Linked DNA regions of Mus musculus: region 2 is linked to region 1. A link is a loop called in an ENCODE intact Hi-C map of the cell type or tissue named here. Cell type or tissue: heart. All regions are shown on one strand. Links, peaks and the distances in the headings refer to the core of each region. The heading gives the core; the rest is flanking DNA.

Evidence for each region. A loop is a pair of places that touch in the nucleus more often than their neighbours do. Peaks named below come from ENCODE experiments on the same cell type or tissue, not always from the same donor. Only the 100,000 strongest peaks of a DNase experiment are listed, where the experiment ranks them.
Region 2: a loop joins it to region 1, with 2.4 times the contacts of the local background. A loop is called at or near these places in 3 of 42 quality-filtered maps.

The regions. Positions count from the first base shown.
Region 1 is chr2:55,302,018-55,312,614 of GRCm38, forward strand. No RefSeq gene overlaps it. Among named protein-coding and RNA genes, the nearest start is that of Kcnj3, 130 kb to the right of the region's middle. In heart, for the core only: a CTCF peak has its summit at 4,559 (motif pointing right); no DNase peak of the experiment used is centred there.
Region 2 is chr2:55,084,504-55,095,100 of GRCm38, forward strand. The region is part of intron 11 of Galnt13 (polypeptide N-acetylgalactosaminyltransferase 13); the gene reads left to right. Among named protein-coding and RNA genes, the nearest start is that of Kcnj3, 350 kb to the right of the region's middle. In heart, for the core only: a CTCF peak has its summit at 5,991 (motif pointing right); no DNase peak of the experiment used is centred there.

The DNA.
Region 1 (10,597 bases), core at 775-8,774:
GTTCAGTTAAGAGCAATCCACTTCAGAGCAAGTAGTCCAGTTCAGAGCAGTTTAGTTGGTGTAGTCAGTGTAATTCAGTTCAAGGAATTCAGAGGGAGTGTTTTTAAGCAGAGACATTCAGTCAAAAGCCTTGAGAAGCCAATTTGAATCAGGCAGCTTAGACAGGCATTTGGGCCAGAACAGCAAAGATGAAATAGCGATCCAGAGTTCAGAAAGAGCTCAAAGGTGAGTTTATTGAGCTATAAATCTTGGAGCATGAAGCATTCTAAGCCTGTGACTGAGGAAAGAGTTTGGCAGCTGGAGCCTTCATGGTCTGGGCTTGGAGAAGCTAGAAGCTGCCAGGCCTAGGCCTAGGGATAGATTGAAACATGATGGGTTTAGCTTAAGCCATGTATCTGTAAAGCTTGGATATGGCTCTCATCGTATTCCTCCATCTGAGGAAATAAACAACATTTATAGTACTTTGTTATAAACAATTTTCAAATTCAGAACAGGTTTTAAACCTATTTCCAACAAGATTTTTTTTTAAGTTCTATGGAATATACTATACCTCTTGGAAGTATTCCTTAGATATGATACAAATAGATGTGTTCAAAGTGATAAATTGAGCTTTTGTGAATTGGGACCCTCTTCTTAGAATTATAGAAGTGGAAAATGAGCTGCTTTGCTTTGCGCCAGGCATATTTATGATCTAGACTCCCTGCTGACTGTAAACTGCATCAGCATGAAAAGCACATGTACTGGCAGAGGCAGAGCAAGGATTTTTGCATCATAGGTTTGGGTAACAGAATAAATGGTCTGTCCTTCTAGGTATAGCCACAGTCCCTTTGCATATTCATATTTTAAAATTTGTTTTAAATTTACATTTGTTCCTAAATTGTTTACACTTTGGATTTTATTTTTGTTTTTTTTATTGCAAATAAACTCTCATTTATACAATAGAACCTATGATGAAAATAATAAAAATGTACTTAGAAAGTCACAGGTGAGAGATATGACAAACTACTTATAAGCTGAATCTAAAAACCAAGTGAACTTTGTTTGTTCTTAGCTTCTTTTGATCAGGGTAATAACAGTGAACCAAGTTAGTACATTATTGCTTTTTTTTCACCATTTCTTCAATTGAAGTAAGCAAACAATCCCATGATAGGCAAACCAGAATTAGATCACATAATTATCTAGTTAGATAAATTCATGTGAAAAGTCATAACAAATTTAACATGGCCACTTATCTCCAACTCACAACAAAGCCTAATGATACACCAAACATTCACTGTCCTATAAAAGTCATTCAACAAACTTGAAATAATGTGACCCAGGCTTATACTTTTCTGATGGTCCAAGTAAGATACGGCAACAAATGATAAAAAGCATAGTGTGTGATGGAATATTAGAAGTATTTCCTTGTAAATACTTTTCCACTGGTGTCACTTCCATCAGCTAAGATTTTTAACCCTGAATGGGTTGATATGGAATGACCAATGACCTACATTTATGAGTAAGAAGAACACGACATCTTTCTGATCTATTAAGAAAATCACAAAGGATATTCAGTTTTCTCCTCATTAAATATCTCACCACTTCTGCACTGAGACTCTTCACAAACTATGTTTGCTTTTTAATTTTTTTCTGTTTCTACATTTTCTGGCTTTCAGTATTATTACAATCAAAATAAAAGCCCTTGATTTTCTCTTTAATCCCCATAGCATCTGCAATTAAACTACTCTCTGATGATCCTCAGTTATTACCTAGGTCCAAATTCATCACCCAGCACATGCCTCTGTTCTTGAACTCATCAACTGCCGATCTTAATAATTACAATATTCTCTACTTTTTTATTAGATATTTTCTTTATTTACATTTCAAATGTTATCACCTTTCATAGTTTCAGCTCCGAAAATCCCCTATCCTCTCCCCACTCTGCCTGGTCCCCAACTCACGCACACCCACTTTCTAGCCCAGAATTTTCCCTATACTGGAGCATAAAACCTTCACAGGACCAAGATCCTCTCCTCCCATTGTTGACCCACTAGGCCATTCTCTGCTACATATGCAGCTAGAGCCATGAGTACTACCATGTGTTTTCTTTGATTGATGGTTTAGTTCCAGAGAGTAACCAGTGGGGTTACTGATTAGTTCATATTGTTGTTCCTCCAATCAGGCTGCAAACACCTTCAGCTCCTTGGGTAATTTCTCTATCTCCTTCACTGGGGACCCTGTGCTCTGCCTAATGAATGACTATGAGCATCCACTTCAGGCACTGGCAGAGCCATTTAGGAGACAGCTATATCAGGCTCCTGTCAGCAAGCTCTTGTTGGCATCTGCAGTAGTGTCTGGTTTTGGTGGTTGCTTGTGGGATGGATCTCCTGGTGGGGCAATTTTTGGATGGTCATTCCTTCAGTCTCTGCTCTGGACTTTGTAACTTCTTCCATGGGTATTTTGTACCCCCTTCTAAGAAGGATCAAAGTATCCACACTTTGGTCTTCCTTCTTTTTGAATTTCATGTGTTTTGCAAACTGTATTTTGAGTATTCTGAGCTTCTGGGCTAATAACCACTTCTCAGTGAGTGCATATCATGTGTGTTCTTTTGTGATGGGTTACCTCAATTAGGATGATATCCTTGAGATCCATCCATTTGTCTTAAGAATTTTATGAATTTGTTGTTTTTAATAGCTGAGTATTTGTTGTTTTTAATAGCTGAGTAGTACTCCATTGTGTACATGTACTATATTTTCTGTATCCATTCCTCTGTTGAGGGACATATGGGTTCTTTCCAGCTTCTTGCTATTATTAATAAGGCTGCTATGAACACAGTAGAGCAGGTGTCCTTATTACAAGTTGGAGCATCTTCTGGGTATATGCCCAGGAGTGGTATTGCTGGATCTTCTGGTAGAACTATGTCCAATTTTCTGATGATCCTCAGATATTTTTTAGGTCCAAATTCATCAACCAGCTAATGCTTCTATTCTTTAACTCATCAACTGCCAATCTTAATAATTACAATTTTCTCTACTTCTAAAGAACTGCTGTAACCAGATCCATCGACCATTATCCTTGTGCCATATTCTGTCTTAGTAGCTGTGATCTCGTTAAGGCTGGATTTTGTGTTCTAACCATGATGCTATTCTCTAGCAGACTGGCAGATGGTATTCTTTTATTCCTTGGGCCTTACCTTTTTGTTCTTTGAAGCTAAGATCTCTTTGCCTCAGCTTCCTCGAATGGCAGAGCACCTCTGCTTACAGTGCTGTATGCAAGGTCCATCCTTTCCAACATTGGTGAAACCCTTAACTGATAATTCATTAAACGTATCATAGAAAATATTCTACATCTTGTGGTCCTCACAGGGAGTGGCTCTGAGGCAATGCTCTACTGTGGCTTCCAAAATCCTACATGAAGAACTCCAGCAGCTTCAATAGTATACTTCCCAATCAGGGCCCTTATTTGGCTTCCTTCTGTCCCTGTCCCACTTCCCTCTGCCCATAACCAGGTGCTTCTTTTTTTTTTTTTTTAAGATTTATTTATTTATTATATGTAAGTACACTGTAGCTGTCCTCAGACACTCCAGAAGAGGGCGTCAGATCTTGTTACAGATGGTTGTGAGCCACCATGTGGTTGCTGGGATTTGAACTCTGGACCTTCGGAAGAGCAGTCGGGTGCTCTTACCCACTGAGCCATCTCACCAGCCCCAGGTGCTTCTTTAAGTCACTTTCCAAAGAAATAACTTGCAATCAAATCCTTATTTTGGGTTTGATTTGGGAATGCTGATAAAAGTAAACTTTTCCTATACTCATCTCAGAGCCTATTACATAGTCAGTATTGCATTTGTTGAGTGAATGAATGAAAATGAGTAAGAAACCATGAATTTCACCATTTACTTTAATATATGTGAGTTTAAATTATATCTTAAAGTTTCAAATGACTCAGACTCTTCTTTGCCATATTTGCTACTATACTTAATTAAGAATCATGTCTACACTGCAGTAAACTTAAACTTAAATTGTCATTGCTATAACCTTCTTTGCCATGTAAGCATTCATTTATGATATTTTTTCTAGAATGGAATACATTTCCAGAAGAATAAATTTTATGGATGGTATACAAATAGCAGACTTTTAGTACATGTACAATGTGTACACAGGGATGACTCACAGACAGAAATTGTTTAAAGTATGTACTATGTGCATGGTGACAGAAGATGTTCTAAGTATGCATAGTGTGTACACATGTACCAAATATATACACATTACTGATTTGAGACAGAAATGCTAGTTTTGTCTTCAAAACAAATCAATAGCAATGCTCAGATGAAAAATCATCTTTGATTTCTGCATTGATTAAAAAATTAAATGGGCGGGGCAGAGAAGACACATCTGTACTTAGAGAAAGGTTTTACTAGAGGCTCTTATTCTCAATGATTTGTAGCCATTGTGCCTTTAAATTTCTTAGGTTTATCATTATCTATATTAATTTCTCTATCAGTGTGAAGAAAATTAGATATCATATGAAACTTTTAAATTTGAAGATACTTTATTCTCTACTCTGCCCTCCACTGTCCAGCAGAGGGAGCAGTGTGCCATCCAAAGCCCTCTGGCCACATTCTTTTTGTTTTGGTTTGGTTTGGTTGATTGGTTTCCAAGTTTTTATTTTGTTTAATCTTTTCTTTTGTAATGTTTGATATTATAACTGAATCATTTCTACTTTCCCTTTGCTCCATTCACACCCTTCCATATACCTTTGTTTATTTCAAATTCACAGCTTTTTTTTCCATTAATGGTTGTTACACCCATATGTATATACACATATATTCCTAAACATAACTTATTCGCATTTTATAATGCTACCTGTATGTAAGTTTGTAGGGCTAGCCATTTGGTGCTGGATAACCAATTCATGTACTCTTCCTTGGACAAGATTCTTTCTCCTATTTTCAATATTCCTTAATTACTTATAGATCTTTGTGTAGGGTTGAGTTCTTGTCATTCTTTCCCATTCCCCTTTGGCCTGTCTACTGCTATATTTCTTCCTTGGGTTAAGTTTATGCAGTAATCCTGTGAAGAGTGTATGAGTGTAGTTTCTGATATTATTAGAAAGGGCAGTCTCACAGCAAACTTCTTGCTATTCTGCCTCTTACTATCTTTCTATCTCTTTTTCTGCAATGGTCCCTGAACCATAACTGTGAGCATTTTTGTTGTTGTTGTTCTTGTTTTGTTTTGTTTTGTTTTGTTTTAGTATTTTATCCAATAGAACTAGTCTCTCCAACTCTGCATTTGACTTTTGTGTTTTCCATACTGTTCTTTATCTGCTGAAACATGAAGTTTCCTTGATAGAGGATGAAGAGGTTTATTTGTCGCCACATTCTTACCTGAACATGGACTTTACAAAAAACATAAAAACAAAAAAACAAAAACAAAAACAAAAAAAACCACAAAGCAAAACAAAACAAAACAAAACAAAACAAAAACAAAAAAACCTGGAATATAAGTATAATATTATCCCTGACAGAACTAGTTTGTAGAAATGCAAGTTAAAATGTCAGGTAAGGGTGAAAGTTAACTCACTTCCCATCAGATCTCTGCCTAAAATCTGTTTCCGTGGTCTATCTGCTCTTTCTGTTGTTTTTCCAGATTCTTCTGGAAAAGGGGAAAGCATTTCTAGAAAAATCATTTCCAGCTATGACACTACAGCTGACCAACATATTCACACATGTAAGGTAGCATCAGGCAGTGAGTGTGAAAATGAAGAGAAGGAACTTCTGGGTCACATTGCATCCATCTTTGATCCTTTTGGATAGTAACTATGACTAGAGTCCTGATCTTAAAAATGGCGATACCATTGATTTCAGAGTGCGAACTGGTAAAGTACTATGACTTCTTAAAGGAACAGCAACAGTTTGATATAAATTTTATTGTAAATATAATAAAAACATAATTGCAAATAGGATCATAAAATGGAGAAATGAAATAATGGCTATTGAATTCTGGGGACTACTTATTTTGTCCTTGAGCATTTGGCACTTAGTGTAGGAATCTGGAAATGGTCACCAAAAAGATCATGGAACTGATAACTAAGTTAAATGTAGACTTACTTCCTTGACTTTACCATGAAATTCCATTCATGAAGAAGGTAAAACAGCTAATGTCAATGCTCGACTTTCTCCAAGTTAATTATTAGAGCATATAAATCATTTTAAAGTTGTTTTATAAGTCCCTGCAACCAAAAGCAGCAAGGTGGCTGACTGGTGGTCAAGGCTAACTGGCCTTTCTTTTCTGTTTCCAGTCTCTCTTTTTTTTTTTTTTTTTTTTCCATTTTTTATTAGGTATTTAGCTCATTTACATTTCCAATGCTATACCAAAAGTCCCCCTTACCCACCCACCCCCACTCCCCTACCCACCCACTCCCCCCCTTTGGCCCTGGCGTCCCCCTGTACCGGGGCACACAAAGTCTGCGTGTCCAATGGGCCTCTCTTTCCAGTGATGGCCGACTAGGCCATCTTTTGATACATATGCAGCTAGAGTCAAGAGCTCAGGGGTACTGGTTAGTTCATAATGTTGTTCCACCTATAGGGTTGAAGATCCCTTTAGCTCCTTGGGTACTTTCTCTAGCTCCTCCATTGGGAGCCCTGTGATCCATCCATTAGCTGACTGTGAGCATCCACTTCTGTGTTTGCTAGGCCCCGGCATAGTCTCACAAGAGACAGCTACATCTGGGTCCTTTCAGTAAAATCTTGCTAGTGTATGCAATGGTGTCAGCATTTGGAAGCTGATTATGGGGTGGATCCCTGGATATGGCAGTCTCTACATGGTCCATCCTTTCATCTCAGCTCCATACTTTGTTTCTGTAACTCCTTCCATGGGTGTTTTGTTCCCACTTCTAAGGAGGGGCATAGTGTCCACACTTCAGTCTTCATTTTTCTTGAGTTTCATGTGTTTAGGAAATTGTATCTTATATCGTGGGTATCCTAGGTTTTGGGCTAGTATCCACTTATCAGTGAGTACATATTGTGTGAGTTCCTTTGTGATTGTGTTACCTCACTCAGGATGATGCTCTCCAGGTCCATCCATTTGGCTAGGAATTTCATAAATTCATTCTTTTTAATAGCTGAGTAGTACTCCATTGTGTAGATGTACCACATTTTCTGTATCCATTCCTCTGTTGAGGGGCATCTGGGTTCTTTCCAGTTTCTGGCTATTATAAATAAGGCTGCTATGAACATAGTGGAGCATGTGTCCTTCTTACCAGTTGGGGCTTCTTCTGGATATATGCCCAGGAGAGGTATTGCTGGATCCTCCGGTAGTACTATGTCCAATTTGGTTCCTCAGAAAATTGGACATAGTTTCCAGTCTCTCTTAAGTAGTGTTTGGCTACCAGTCTACCTTGGTAGGTAATGCATTCCTCACTCCCTCCTGAAGCATCATCTCTGTGTACAGTCTCCTTGTCAGGATTTTAGTAGCTCCATTCATCAACTTTAAATTGTCAGAAGGTATCTCCAAAACTGTCTAAGGCCAGAGGTACCAAAGCTAAAATTCATTCATATCACATGCAATAAGGTCATTTCAGTCTTTACAGGTCCCTTAGAATTTTTATTTCACCCTTAAAAGTCAACTCTGTTTTCCATAGTCCACGACATTTCAGCTTGATTCCCTACCCCCTCCTCAATTTCACGCATATATATAGAAGGGTTGTTGCTGCAACAATTTTCCCTAAGGAATCTTTGAGTTCTTCTATTTCTATATATATTAAGGTAGATTATTGCTGAGGGAGTCATTTCTAAAACAGAAGTAAATTTAATTGAAATTATATCTAAACATTTTAAAGTACCAGGACTGTTGGTGTAAAACTACTGTATAACTGACTTTATCATTTACAAATATTATTGGTTTTATTAGTCTTTATGCCTCATTTTTACCTTGCTTTGAAAAACTACTTCTATTTCTTTGCCTTGGTTTATGCCTCAAGAGCACATTTTAAGTTGATATGTGGTATAATTATTCTCAAATGCATTTCTTATTGTGGGCTAAGGTAAGCATCTCTCTCTACCTGCCTTTTCTCTGATTTTTAAGAAATATTAGCTTATAATTTTCTTTTCTCTCTTCTGAATTATTTTGTGTGGGGAAAACATATCCATTCTTCAAAGATGAATGGGGCTTTTTGCTAGGTGCATCTATCATACCAAAGTGCATTGTGACCCCTGTGACTTAGAAATCTGTGATTTCTGAAGGTACCTTTGGGTGAGTATTAAGAGGAGTGCCAGGCATGAATCCTAGCCTTCTTAACATCCTCTCATTGGCATAGCTCTGCTTATGAATAATAGATTTTATGAATTCCCTATATATTCTCCCACCTCCCCCCACCTCTCGCTTCAATTCATAATTGCAAAACAAAATAGTAATTTACACATAGATTTAGGAGAAGACTGAATGTTATTATAACTAACTATGGCTTCATTTCTAAGGCTCGCTCACATTTTCATAGTCCACATTTTTGAGTCTGTGTCTTTGTTTCCCATAATTATGAGACTCAGTATACTCAAGATTCTGAAGCTTAAGAGGCATTTTTTTCTTAAATAAAAAGAGACACATTTTATATTCCTTCACAAGTTCATGCCAATTAGATAAAATATAAAAGTTGTGTTATAGCATAGTGAATAGGATGTAGAAATTATGTCTCAAAATACATTATTTTAAAGCATTTTGATACTTAGCTACAGGATTTAATGCTGGATGTAGATACTGTGCAACTGTGGTAACAAATTCATGGAAGCTAAGTAAATTCATATTAACATTGTTTCACATTTGGAATGAATTATGTTCATAACTTAAATTATTCTTTTATATACTCCACTAGCAGTTTGCATAAATGCTTCTACAGTTGAATGTATTGACACTGTTTGGATTTTCAAGAATCCTAAGTGGTGGTTAGAGGATTCTGCACCATTCTGTGTGTGTGTGTGTGTGTGTGTGTGTGTGTGTGTGTGTGTGTGTGTGTGTGTACTTGTGTGTGTGTACTTAAAGACAACTTTGGGTGTTGTTCCTTACGTTTACTTTGTTTGAGATATCATCTCATCTTTGTTGCTGAGTGGCCTAGACTAGCTGCCCTATAAGATTCAGGAATCTCCCGTCTCTACCTCTTATCTTGCTGTAGAGTAATGAAATTAGGTTGTTTATACAACAAACATTTACCCACTGAGCCATCTCTCAAGACTCAACTACTATAAATTTATATTATTCAAGCTAAGTGTAAAATATAGCTTCAAGAACAACCAAAATGCTAAAATACATAAAAGTTTTGTATTAGTTTTATAATTTTTATTAATTATTTTCATGAAGATCTGAACATACATTTCTAGAATTCATTAATGAAAATTACAAATTGCAGTTGTGGAAAGTATGGGTTTGGTGCATGTAAACTTTTTGAGATTCAGGAAATATCATTAGTGTTTTCCTATGTGCTGGAAATATACAGATAGTGAAAAGATATTTTAAATTTTTATTGTTTCAAAATTCATTTTATCCAGACATTTAAAAAGCTAGTTGTCTACTTTTAGCTTGGGATGTTAATTTAGTTTCCAATTACAGTCATTCTTCAATGAAATTATATTAAAATTTTTCTTTGGTCATAAATTTTCAAGTTTTTCTGATTGCCAAGTGATGCAGTTCATATTCATTACAAAGGAGACAGTTCAGCAACATAGAATGGTTTTGCAAATGCATGCATATTTATACATCTCTACAAATTTTATACTGCTTTAACTTCTCACTTGAAAGAAATGGATAATTCAATTAAATGATACCTAACATCTGTTTTTATATAATTTTGCTTCAAAAAATAACTTATCTATAGCTCATGAGTGTCCATCACTTGAATGAAGTTCTCCAACTGCTCCCTATTCCAATGACTGTCCACAAATCGCATACATCCTTTCAGGCTCTATGTCATTGTTCTTACTTGCCTATTTTCTCAGTGTTTGAAAACAGACCATATATATTTTTCTATAGCAGGCTATATATAATACACTAATTTAATAGGTATATGATCATTTTTCACACATTATAATCATATCTAAGCTGCCTTCCCTAATCTCATTTTAATCTCCTCCAACCTCTTTGTCACAAAGCAGCCACAGAGATCCTTTAAAGCCTAGAAAAGGTTCACATTTTTTTTCTCACTTACATTTAATTGGGGAGGGGTGGGGAGGGGAGAATCACCTCTGTCAAGTATCAGGTAGCTATACTTACAAGTACACGTGTTTGGGTCTTCTATTTATTTATTTGATCTACACGTTTGTTTTGTGCTAGTAGCATAATTTGTGCCATCTATATAATCTATCTTGAAATCTACATTAACAATTTCTCCAGTATTCTTTTTGTTCCGTATTGCATTGTTTATCAGGGCTATTTTCTGGATCCATATGAACTTTATGATAGTTTTTTTTTTCTATTTCTGTGTGTTATATTGTGCATATTTTGGTTTGGATTGTATTTAATCTGTAAAGTACATTTAATAGAGTGGTTATTTCATATTAATTCTGACGGTTCTTGAATACAGGATATTTTTCTATTTTCTAGTGTCTTTCCTCAATCTATTACATTAGAGATTT
Region 2 (10,597 bases), core at 1,063-9,062, 220 kb before region 1:
GGCAGATGTTGCTGTGCTGTGTCCATAAGATACCTTTCTGTTCCTTATTTTTGTAATGTTAAAGTACTAGTTTTTAAAAAGCTCAATGTTTAAATCCTCAAAAATATTTCATGCGTTTTGATAGGGAAAATAGTGTATTGGTTTCAGTAGTTAGAAGTGACAAAGGAAGGTTCTCCCTCTGCAGCCCCTGGAGAGCTATAGTCTCTAATAAGGTCTCAGTATCCACCTACTTGGATTTGAGGCAGTTAAATCTCCTTTATGAAGTGTGAGAGCATGCACTGATATGGCTTTAACTAGTCAAGTTCCTAGTTCTTTATTTTAGCTTATATATGGAAATAATATAGGAGTTAAGAAGAAAAATGTCAGAAGCCATTGGGGGAGTGACCATAAACATCACATCAAATTAGAAAAGAGGCCTAATACACTAAGTCTTTGTGAATGGTAGAACCACCATCTATCACTTCAAAAATATTGCCCATCCTATTGTGTTATTTCTTTATAACAGTAGTCATTTTCAGTGACAAATGTTCATGAAAAAGTATCTCTTAGCATATTAAGTGGGCCTCATTATGTGATTTTCAAATATTTATATGATTGTATTCCCTGCTCTTCTCACTCCCACCAAAAATATTCCCACACATAATCTATATGAAGTGCAATGTTTTAAATAAGTTACATCTTTGAGTTTATTCTTTGTACCCTTTCATTCCTTATGTCAGTATTGCAAAAATATCATCTTTTTAAAAGTTTAGTTATGCTTCGTATTCAAATTCTAAACAGTTCATCTATGAATTTTGATAAGAACAGAAGATATGGAAAAGGGAGAATGGGAACAATACAAGAGGAGAGTCAGACTAAGCTTGCCTGAAAAGACAGATTGGGCGAAGGCTTTTTGTGAAATGATGATACCAGAGTATGTCAAGGCATGCAACAGAACAAAAGAAACATTCTGTTAATATACAAAATTCGAGGATATCCCCATAATAATCCCAAGCTTTAATTCATTACATTTTTATAAGACAATCTAAAGCAGTATACTTATATGGAAAAATATGGAAAAACATATGTACCCTTGTATGGATTTGGTTAATTGATTACTAGACCTTTTGAAAAACTATTTTTATGAACTAAAATGCTGTATTGTTATGGAGAAGATAATTTACATGCAGCCTCAGCCTTGTTTAATAAGAGTTTTCTACAATGCGCATTCACTTAACAAGACTTGCACCTCTCATAACTCATACTTCACAAGTGGAAACTTAAGGGTTCTTTGGAGAGTCACTTGTGTTAGTTGGTGTTTTGCTTGAGCAAACATTTAAGGAGTGTTTCCTGAAGTGAATACAGGTGTAAGACTAAGGCAGACTCATGAAGGAACATTTGACTGAAGCAGACGCAGGAGAAGGTGTGTTCTGATCATACAAGCACATGAAAGGACAAGTGATGAAGTTTCATGTATAATGTCATGATTATGTTAGTCCGCCTTACATTGCATAGTTGAGCTGCATTTGTTGAGACTCCATGGAGAGTTTTTTGGAAGCAGCAAAAAAACTTCTGGTGGTGTGCTAAAGTTTCTTGCTTGAACTTCTTCCCTGGTTTACGTCAGTGATGGATTGTGTTGTGTAAGTATAAGTTGAAATAAATCTTCCTCCCAAGTTGCTTTGCTTTGGGTCATGGCATTACACACACACACACACACACACACACACACACACACACACACACACACAGCATATGTATATATTATTAGAAAAAACGTATATGCATACGGTACCTTTCAGCCTTACACTAAAGCCTGAATCAGGTCACACCTCCCTAGAGGTAGGTAATGTCCATACATACTCCCAGAATTAAACAGTCTGTGCTGTGACTTCCACCTCTAAGTTTATGGTGATTTTTCCTCCACATACCCTGTCACATACACTATCCTGAATGAAATCATGCGGTATGAAACTCCCTGCTATCCTTAAAAGGGTATATAAAATCAAACCTTTCCTTTGGTCTTAGTGTTCTATCACAACAAAGAGACATCATAGACACAGAAACTTATGCAAAGGAAAACATTTAATTGGGGCTGGCTTATAGTTCAGAGGTTTAGTCCATTATTGGGAAGGATGGCTCTGGAGACAAAGCTGAGACTTCTACATCTGCATCCACAAGCAACAAGAAGAGAAGAGAGAACCACTAGACCTGGCATGGACTTCTAAAGCCTCAAAAGACCACCACCAGAGACACTTCTTCCAATAACAAGTCTATATATCTGTCTGTCTCTCTGTCTATCTATCTATCTATGTATCTATCTATCTATCTATCTATCTATCTATCTATCTATCTATTTTCTATCTATCTATCTATCTTCTACCCTTCTTTCATTTGATATTAAATCTCCATATATAGCATTGTTTTAGAATAATCTTTCCCAGATGTAGCTGCCTCTTGTGAGACTATGCCGGGGCCTAGCAAACACAGAAGTGGATGCTCACAGTCAGCTAATGGATGGATCACAGGGCTCCCAATGGAGGAGCTAGAGAAAGTACCCAAGGAGCTAAAGGGATCTGCAACCCTATAGGTGGAACAACATTATGAACTAACCAGTACCCGGGAGCTCTTGACTCTAGCTGCATATGTATCAAAAGATGGCCTAGTCGCCCATCACTGGAAAGAGAGGCCCATTGGACTTGCAAACTTTATATGCCCCAGTACAGGGGAACGCCAGGGCCAAAAAGGGGGAGTGGGTGGGTAGGGGAGTGGGGGTGGGTGGGTATGGGGGACTTTTGGTATAGCATTGGAAATGTAAATGAGCTAAATACCTAATAAAAAATTAAAAAAAAAGAATAATCTTTCACTACACCTGAAGTCGCAGTCATGGAGTTGAAGCTCATTCATTCTAATAAACATTATTACAGAGAATATTGCATCAACTTCTTTTGAAGACCATTTGCTGTTCACATTTTTATGACAATATCTTGCTTTGCTATGTTCCTAACCAATGAAAGAGTCTGAAGTGAGTGAGTGTGTGGGTGCATGTGTGTGGGTGCGTGTGTGTGTGTGTGTGTGTGTGTGTGTGTACATAAGATCTCCCATTACTCAATACTATCCTACCCATAGATTCATATTACTTCTTCTGCAAATAATATTTTAAAAAATAATGAAACTTTGAAAGAAAGAAGAAAAAGTAGTATCAAGAAAAAATTGTCCATTCTGGTCTAGATAGCAAATAGTAGGGTAGCTAGGGGTGCATAAAAAGATCGTGTTTCAAAAATTTACTTTTTTATTAATGATGATAGTTTTAATTTATTACAGAAATTACACATAACAAATACACAGAGAACAGGGTTGGAGGGAGTTTAAATAGGGTCAAACTATTTTTATTCCTAGATGCTTATATGATATGTTCAGTTTATCACAAAAGCACAGTGGTTTGGCTAAAACTGGACACTTGAAATTTTGAGATTATAAAATTCAGGTCTCTGACTTGGCTCTGAGTCTTATATATCAATAGTCAAGATTTTGAGTGATGCTATGGTTCCGTCTATGGATTACTTTTTAAGCTTCCTAGTTACTGTCAAAATCTGCATTCTTGTAAGCATAAGGCTGAGCGCATTGTTCTTTCTTTGCTTTGAAGACTTCTGCAAGGTACAGAAGTTCAGTTGAGTTCCCTGCCATGGGCCCTCCTCCAAGCAACCAACTCATCCACAAGCAGTAGAAACTTCTCTGTTGTCTAGTTTGAGGTCTTACATAACATCTTACATAACACCATCTGGGAGTCACTTTTCTGTCATGATCACAACCTCATACACAGGGGAAGAACTTTATATAGGACAGTGCACCAGAGCATAGGAACATTGTGCCATCTGTACATTGTACTACACCCACAATCAAGGAACATCTGCAAATTCAAGGAGACCTACTTGGCAAAATGGATGAGGAAAGATTTTCAATTAGACTTAACTTTCCTACTTAAAATCATTAATCCTGCAGTAACAAAATATGGATATATTTAAGCCATTTAAAGGAAATAAAGTATTGAGAGTGTACCCATTTTGCTATCAATTTTATTAAAAATGGGAGGCTTTAATAGCCATCTAGGGTGACAACATAAAAATTGGTCTAAGTGTTTATTCGTTTAATGTTTGTGGCTTATTGTATTATCTCATACTCTTGTTCTGTTTTCTACAAAGAGAAGTCAAGTATTTCAAAGACAGGGATTTCACTCTGGTATAGGAAGCAATTATTGGACTAATAGTAGCTCCTTCTTCAGTTGCCAGAAAGTACCAACTGGGAAAACAGTCTTGGTACTGTCATTGGGAGAGTAAGATTTTACACAAGAATTTCTAGTGGAAATTTTAAGGTAGGATGCAACCAAATAGAATTTTGCCTGGATTTACCATAGATGATTTCTAGTATTCAGGTATTTGATATTATAGCTTGCATAGGTGAATTCTATTATCCTAACTTGAATACAGCTCCCAAATATAAGGCATCTATATTCCTTGTTTCAGAAAAAGAAACCAAGGCTTTTCTTTCACTGTATCTATAGCTCTGGAAAGTAATGTACTCAAAGCTCCATGAGTGTTTAGCTTTCCAAAGACCTCGATTTCCCTCTTTGCCAATAACAGAGAGTACATAAATGATGTCAGCCTGTGGTAAGTAGAAAATAATCTGTCTAGTAAAGCATGTTCACAAAGACCCAATGAAAAAACATAAGGGGATGTCGGTGTCCCTTCTCTTTCACAAAATGAAGTGGGAATGATCCTGCACATAGCCTACTGGGGAGAACAAATAAGACAATTTGCTGGACATACAAAAAGAAACATCATGTTATATAAAGTACATTAGGAGGAGCAATAGTTACAATTTCACAAGTGATGTTGAAAATAAGATGAGGTCATTGCATTAATGCACACACCAACATCCTGCTTTTGTATGTGCACAAACACATATGTATATGCAGGCGTGGGTATATGTGTATGTGCATTTGTGTGAGCATGCACACTCATCCTTCTGGATGCTAGGCATCAGTCATGGACAAAATTATTTCCTTTGAAAAGTCATCCATCTTGATTTTTAAAACAGGGTCTCTTCTCAGGGATCTGGGCTTCTCCAATTAAGGAAACCTAATTGGTTAGTCAGCCCTGTGATCTGTCTGTCTCCTCCTCTTCTGCAATGGCACTACAAGTGTACATCACCACTCTTGGCTTTGTATGAACCTCACTTTCCATGCTGATACACCAAGCACCTTACAGATAGAGCCTGTATTCTATCACCAAACTTGTTTTTAGTGATAGAATTTTAGAATAATAAAGTTGTAATACATTGCAGGTGTTCTCTAAGTATGTAAGGCCCCCTTAAGGATCATAGTTGGGAGCCAAATATGTTATAGTCTCCTCTACACAAAAAACTTGGCTGACTGTCTATACTTGAAACTTGAATTAGAGATTAGAAAAAATTATCACCTGAGGAAATCTCTACTGAACAGTTTCACTGAGGAGCTCCAAACCATTTTGCTTATTTCAAAATAGTCAAAAATACAGAGAAAGGCGTCAAAATTACAGAGAAAGGTAGAGAGAAACATAGACAAATAAAATGTTTTAAGAAATAAATTTTAACTTGCTAAAAGCCTACATTTTATTGGTAAACAATCTTTAGTTTTTATTTTTCTGTATTTTTTCTGACAAATGTGAGTGTTTTATATTTATTACAACAGGAAGATAAGGGTGGTGTTATTGTAGTATAATTTTGTAGTATTTGTGTATCTTTTAATCTAGAGAGTGAAGCAATGGACATGATATATGGACAACCCTCAGGCTTTGACATTTTATAGTAAATATAATTACAAAGAATGTAACAAAAATAATTTATGAAATAGAACCTAAAGAAAAGGAAGTTGCAACTTGTGTAGTAAAGCTAATTCCTATGTACCATATCTGATATTCCTCTAAAAATAAAAATTAAAAAATAATAACAAAAAACCTTTGTGACAGTACAAAGCCAGCAGATGGCGCCCAGCTCCTGAGCAGTTTGCTGAAGACACGCAGGATATAACAAATTTCTAGCCTTTGCAGCTTGTGCTGTTAGAACCAAGCTTCTCTTCAGCTGCTTAGGCTAAAGATTTAAGAGAAAAGTGAAAAAGACCACACACACAAACACACACAAACACACACACACACACGTGTATATATATATATAGTATATGGACTTGTAATATTTTTATAATAAGTATTTTTATCTAGAGTGCTAAACACACACAAATGTATATTATATGTGTGTGCTTAATTGAATACATACACACACACACACACACACACACACACACATATATTCATGAATTTCTGGTGATACAGTTGTGTAGAGGTCACCCTTGATCTTATTATTACCACTTACCTGTGTTCTGTAAGGAAATTCTACCAAACTAGTTACTGTTAACAAGTTGGAGTTTTCATTTACACCGTGTTTTGCAGTTAGTGTGCTCTGGGGTGATTGGGCATTTGTTTGCATCACCCAAAGGAGTTAACAGAAGAATGACATATTTATAAAACACACACACACACACACACACACACAAACACAAACACACACACAGACACACACACACACACAGACACACACACACACAGACACACACACACATACATATATATCAAGGATTTTAAAGAAGTTATTTAAAAAATATGGTGCCATTTTGTTTGTTTAAGGAAATTACTTCAGGTACAGGAGTTCTTCTAACATCAAGAAAATATCTTAATGTCAAGTAATGTACCTAGTCATAGTAAAAAACCAAACCACCTTTAGCAGATGAATCTAACTCTTTTGGGTGATGCAAACAAATGCCCAAAATCCCCAGACCACACTAATTGCAAACCACAGTGTGACTAAAAAAAAAAATCCAGCTTGTTAACACCAACTAGTTTTGTAGGATTTTCAAATAGAACACAGGGATAATAATAAGATCAAGTGTGACCTCTAAACAACTGTATCACCAGAGAATCCCACTTCATCATGGGTGGTGATTTTCCAGAAGACTCATCGTGGAGTACCACTTTCAACCCTTCAGTTCTTATATACTGTAGCATCTCTGAGATTACAGACAGCTGGGAGAGGATGTAACAGCTGGAATCCTAGACAAGAATCTTTAGACCATTTCTAGCATGAGTAATAGCTGCATTGTTAGTGACACATCCCTGCTTATTACCGTATTGTTCTGTTCCCGTTGCCATGGCTGCAGAAACCAAGTGTGGCATGGCATCCATTTATGCCCACAGGGAAACAGTCAATAAAGCAGTCACTCCAGGCTGTGCATAGTCTCCCAAGGCTCCTTTTGTCTATGTGTCAGTATCTTCTAAAGACACACGCCATTTTGGATTAAGCCCCCCCCCCAACACTGATATGACCTTATCTTAACCATCAACTACAGGTTTAATCACATGTCTAAAAGCTATTACATCTAAAAAAAAAACATAATATGAAGGACACATGTTGTTTTAGAGGATCAATTCAGTACCTATCTTGATACACAAGAATGTGGATGAAACTCTATGATCTTCTATAAAGGTGGAAGTTGCTCTCCCCATAGAGAAAGAACTGATGATTGACAAGATTTGTAGGTGTAGACACCATGCAGCACCAAGAGATTACACCATCGTGAAAGACTTGGCTATATTCTTCATAAACAAGGCAATGAAGACTACATAGGATAACACTCAGAGTCTTGCTGGGTGCTTCTGGAACTTGACAAGTGACCTGACTCACAGCTGACGATGTTGATCTGTGCCAACTGAAATGAAGGGACTGGACTGTTCTGCCTGTGGTCATCATTTCTCAGAGCTTCTTGGGCCTTAAAATATTAATTGGCTCCCTTGTTACTATGGGAAGATATGATTCATAATGGGAAACTCTAAAAAACCACAAATGATACCTGCACTTTGATTCTATCATACTGGAAAAGATAAAGGAGTTACAATCAGAAAGTCCGAGTAAGAACATTGACTGTCTGGCATGAGAATTGAGAGTAGGCAGAAACAATGATTTTCAGGGGTTTTCAGGGTAATTTAAACTTCAGCTGTGAAACCTAAAGCAAATTAAATTTTAAAATGAGGATAAAATTTGATACCACATCACATTCAGAGTTTTGTCTAAAATTACTAAACAACACATTCTAAACTTTAGGTTGTCAAACCATAATCAATAAACTATTTTGATTATTACTATTATTTTACTACTCATGGTATGGTTTTCCCTTGGGAGTACACCAGAACACCTTCTTTCTACACGTATGCTAGGATTAAAAGATGTTGTAAGTTGAATTTTAAACACATGTATGTTTTTAACAGATTATACTCACATATGAAGATTTGAATTTTTATATTGTTCCTTTCCATTAATTGATATATACTGATAAAAATGTAAAGCTAATTGTACAATAAAAGCAACTGGAAATTTAATAGTCTAGAGTATATGGCGAATTGAACATGGAGTTCCTTATACATAAAGATTCCATTACTGTTTAGTTCTTATTTGCTCCTGACTGATAGAAGAAAAACAACACATAGATAATTGGCTCCTTGTCATCTTAGCTTAATTAAAATGAATGAACTTTAGCTAAATGCTTATTAAAATCAATTTAGGCAATGGAAAACAGAAAACATGCTAAATCAGCAATTTCTATAACTTAGCTCTAATTCTAATAAGTACTGATTATTACTAGTAAAAACTTTTGGTTGGTGTAGCGGGAAATATTAAAAAAAAAACAAAAACAAAAACAACAACTCCCCCCCCCCCCATACACACACACACAACCGGCAGCCTTCCCACGCTCCTGCCACCAGCAACTCTCTCTAGCTAGCCCTCGCTGTGTCTGAATGCTGAGTTCCCAGTTCTGGCTCACTTGTTTCTGGAGCCACTAGTTCCTTTTCCACCATAAACCCATGTAGTCAGCAGTCCCACATTCCAGTAACCAAATAGAACCACTAACCTAGTGGTTAGATATCAAATACCCAGTAACCCTGTAAAATCAGAAGTCGTTTGTTTGTTTGTTTGTTTGTTTGTTTGTTTGTTTGTTTTGAGACAGGGTTTCTCTGTATAGTCCTGGCTGTCCTGGAACTCACTCTGTAGACCAGGCTGGCCTCGAACTCAGAAATTCACCTGCCTCTGCCTCCCTAACCCTGTGCTGGGATTAAGGGCGTGCACTACCACGCTCGGCTAAAATCAGAAGTCTTAACGCTTATAGTTAACTAGTCAGATTTATATATCAATAAATTCTGAATACATAAGATACCTGAACAATAATATCAAGCCAATTAATAATGGTACAAGCTGCCCACCTATATTAGACAAATTATCTCAATATTCTAACCTTTATAATATCATAACTACTTGTAGCGGGCTAAAGCCACAGTGGGTCACTCCTGCCTCCATCTTGGCCTCCTTCCTTCTCCCAAGATGCTCTTTGTCTCTGTAACCCTTAGCTCAACCTTCCTTTCCCTGTCCAATCACAGGCCTCCTGCTGCCCTAATATTATTGGAGAGAGAAAATCGAGAAAATCTTGCAACAGATTGGCAATTAGAAAAAGAGGACGTTGTCGTACGTGTGTGTGTGTGTGTGTGTGTGTGTGTGTGTGTGTGTGTATAAGAATGTATAATAAGATTTCTAATATTTTAGATATATTTTCTAATGAAGGAAATATATCTCACCAACATCTGTGATAGGAAAAGTTAAAGCGTTTTGTTGTTGTGTAGGCTGGAGATAGTATATCTTGTAATGTGGCTCAATATATAAAAGTTTCAGCTACAGTAATGAGGGTCCAGAACTTAAAACTCTAAATAGCAACTGACATCAACTATGGAATCTTGAGACACCCAAAAGTCAATAGTCCTAAGAGACTGTGGCTTTGTAGGAAATATAGTAGGAGATTCAAGTTTGTGTCAAAAGTCAAGCATGCTTTGAGTGTAGAATATGAAGCAGTCAGGAAAGTCTATCTGAAGGAACCATAGTGGAGAAGAGCCTGAAGAAAAAGGTCTTGTGACAGGTCCAAATTGGGATCCAGTTCAGGGAGAGGCCCTCAGGCCTGACACTATTACTGATGCTACGGTGTGCTTACAAACAGGGGCCTATCATGACTGCTCAACATGCAGCTGAAAGAGTCAGATGCAGATATTTACACTGAACCAAAGCACAGAAGCTAGTAAACCCTATGGTTGAATTAGGCAAAAGCTGGAAGAAACTAAGGAGGAAGGCATCCCTGTAGGGGGATCAGCAGTCTCAACTAACCTGGATCTCTGAGATCTCTGACACTGGGCCATCAACCAAGCAGTTTACGCCAGCTGATATGAGACTCCAACGCATGTACAGTAGAGGACTGCCATGTCCGGATTCAGTTAGAGAAAATATGCCTAACCCTTGAGAGACTTGGGGCCCCATGGAGTGCGGAGGTCTGGTGATATGGGGAATGGGGGGCAACTCCTTGAAGACAGGGCAAGGCGATTTGAGATGTAGAATGTTTGGAGAGTGGACTGGGAGGGGGATAAAGTTTGAACTGTAAATAAAGATTAAATAATAAATATAAATAACATAAATATCATAAGTAACATAAACAAATCCATTT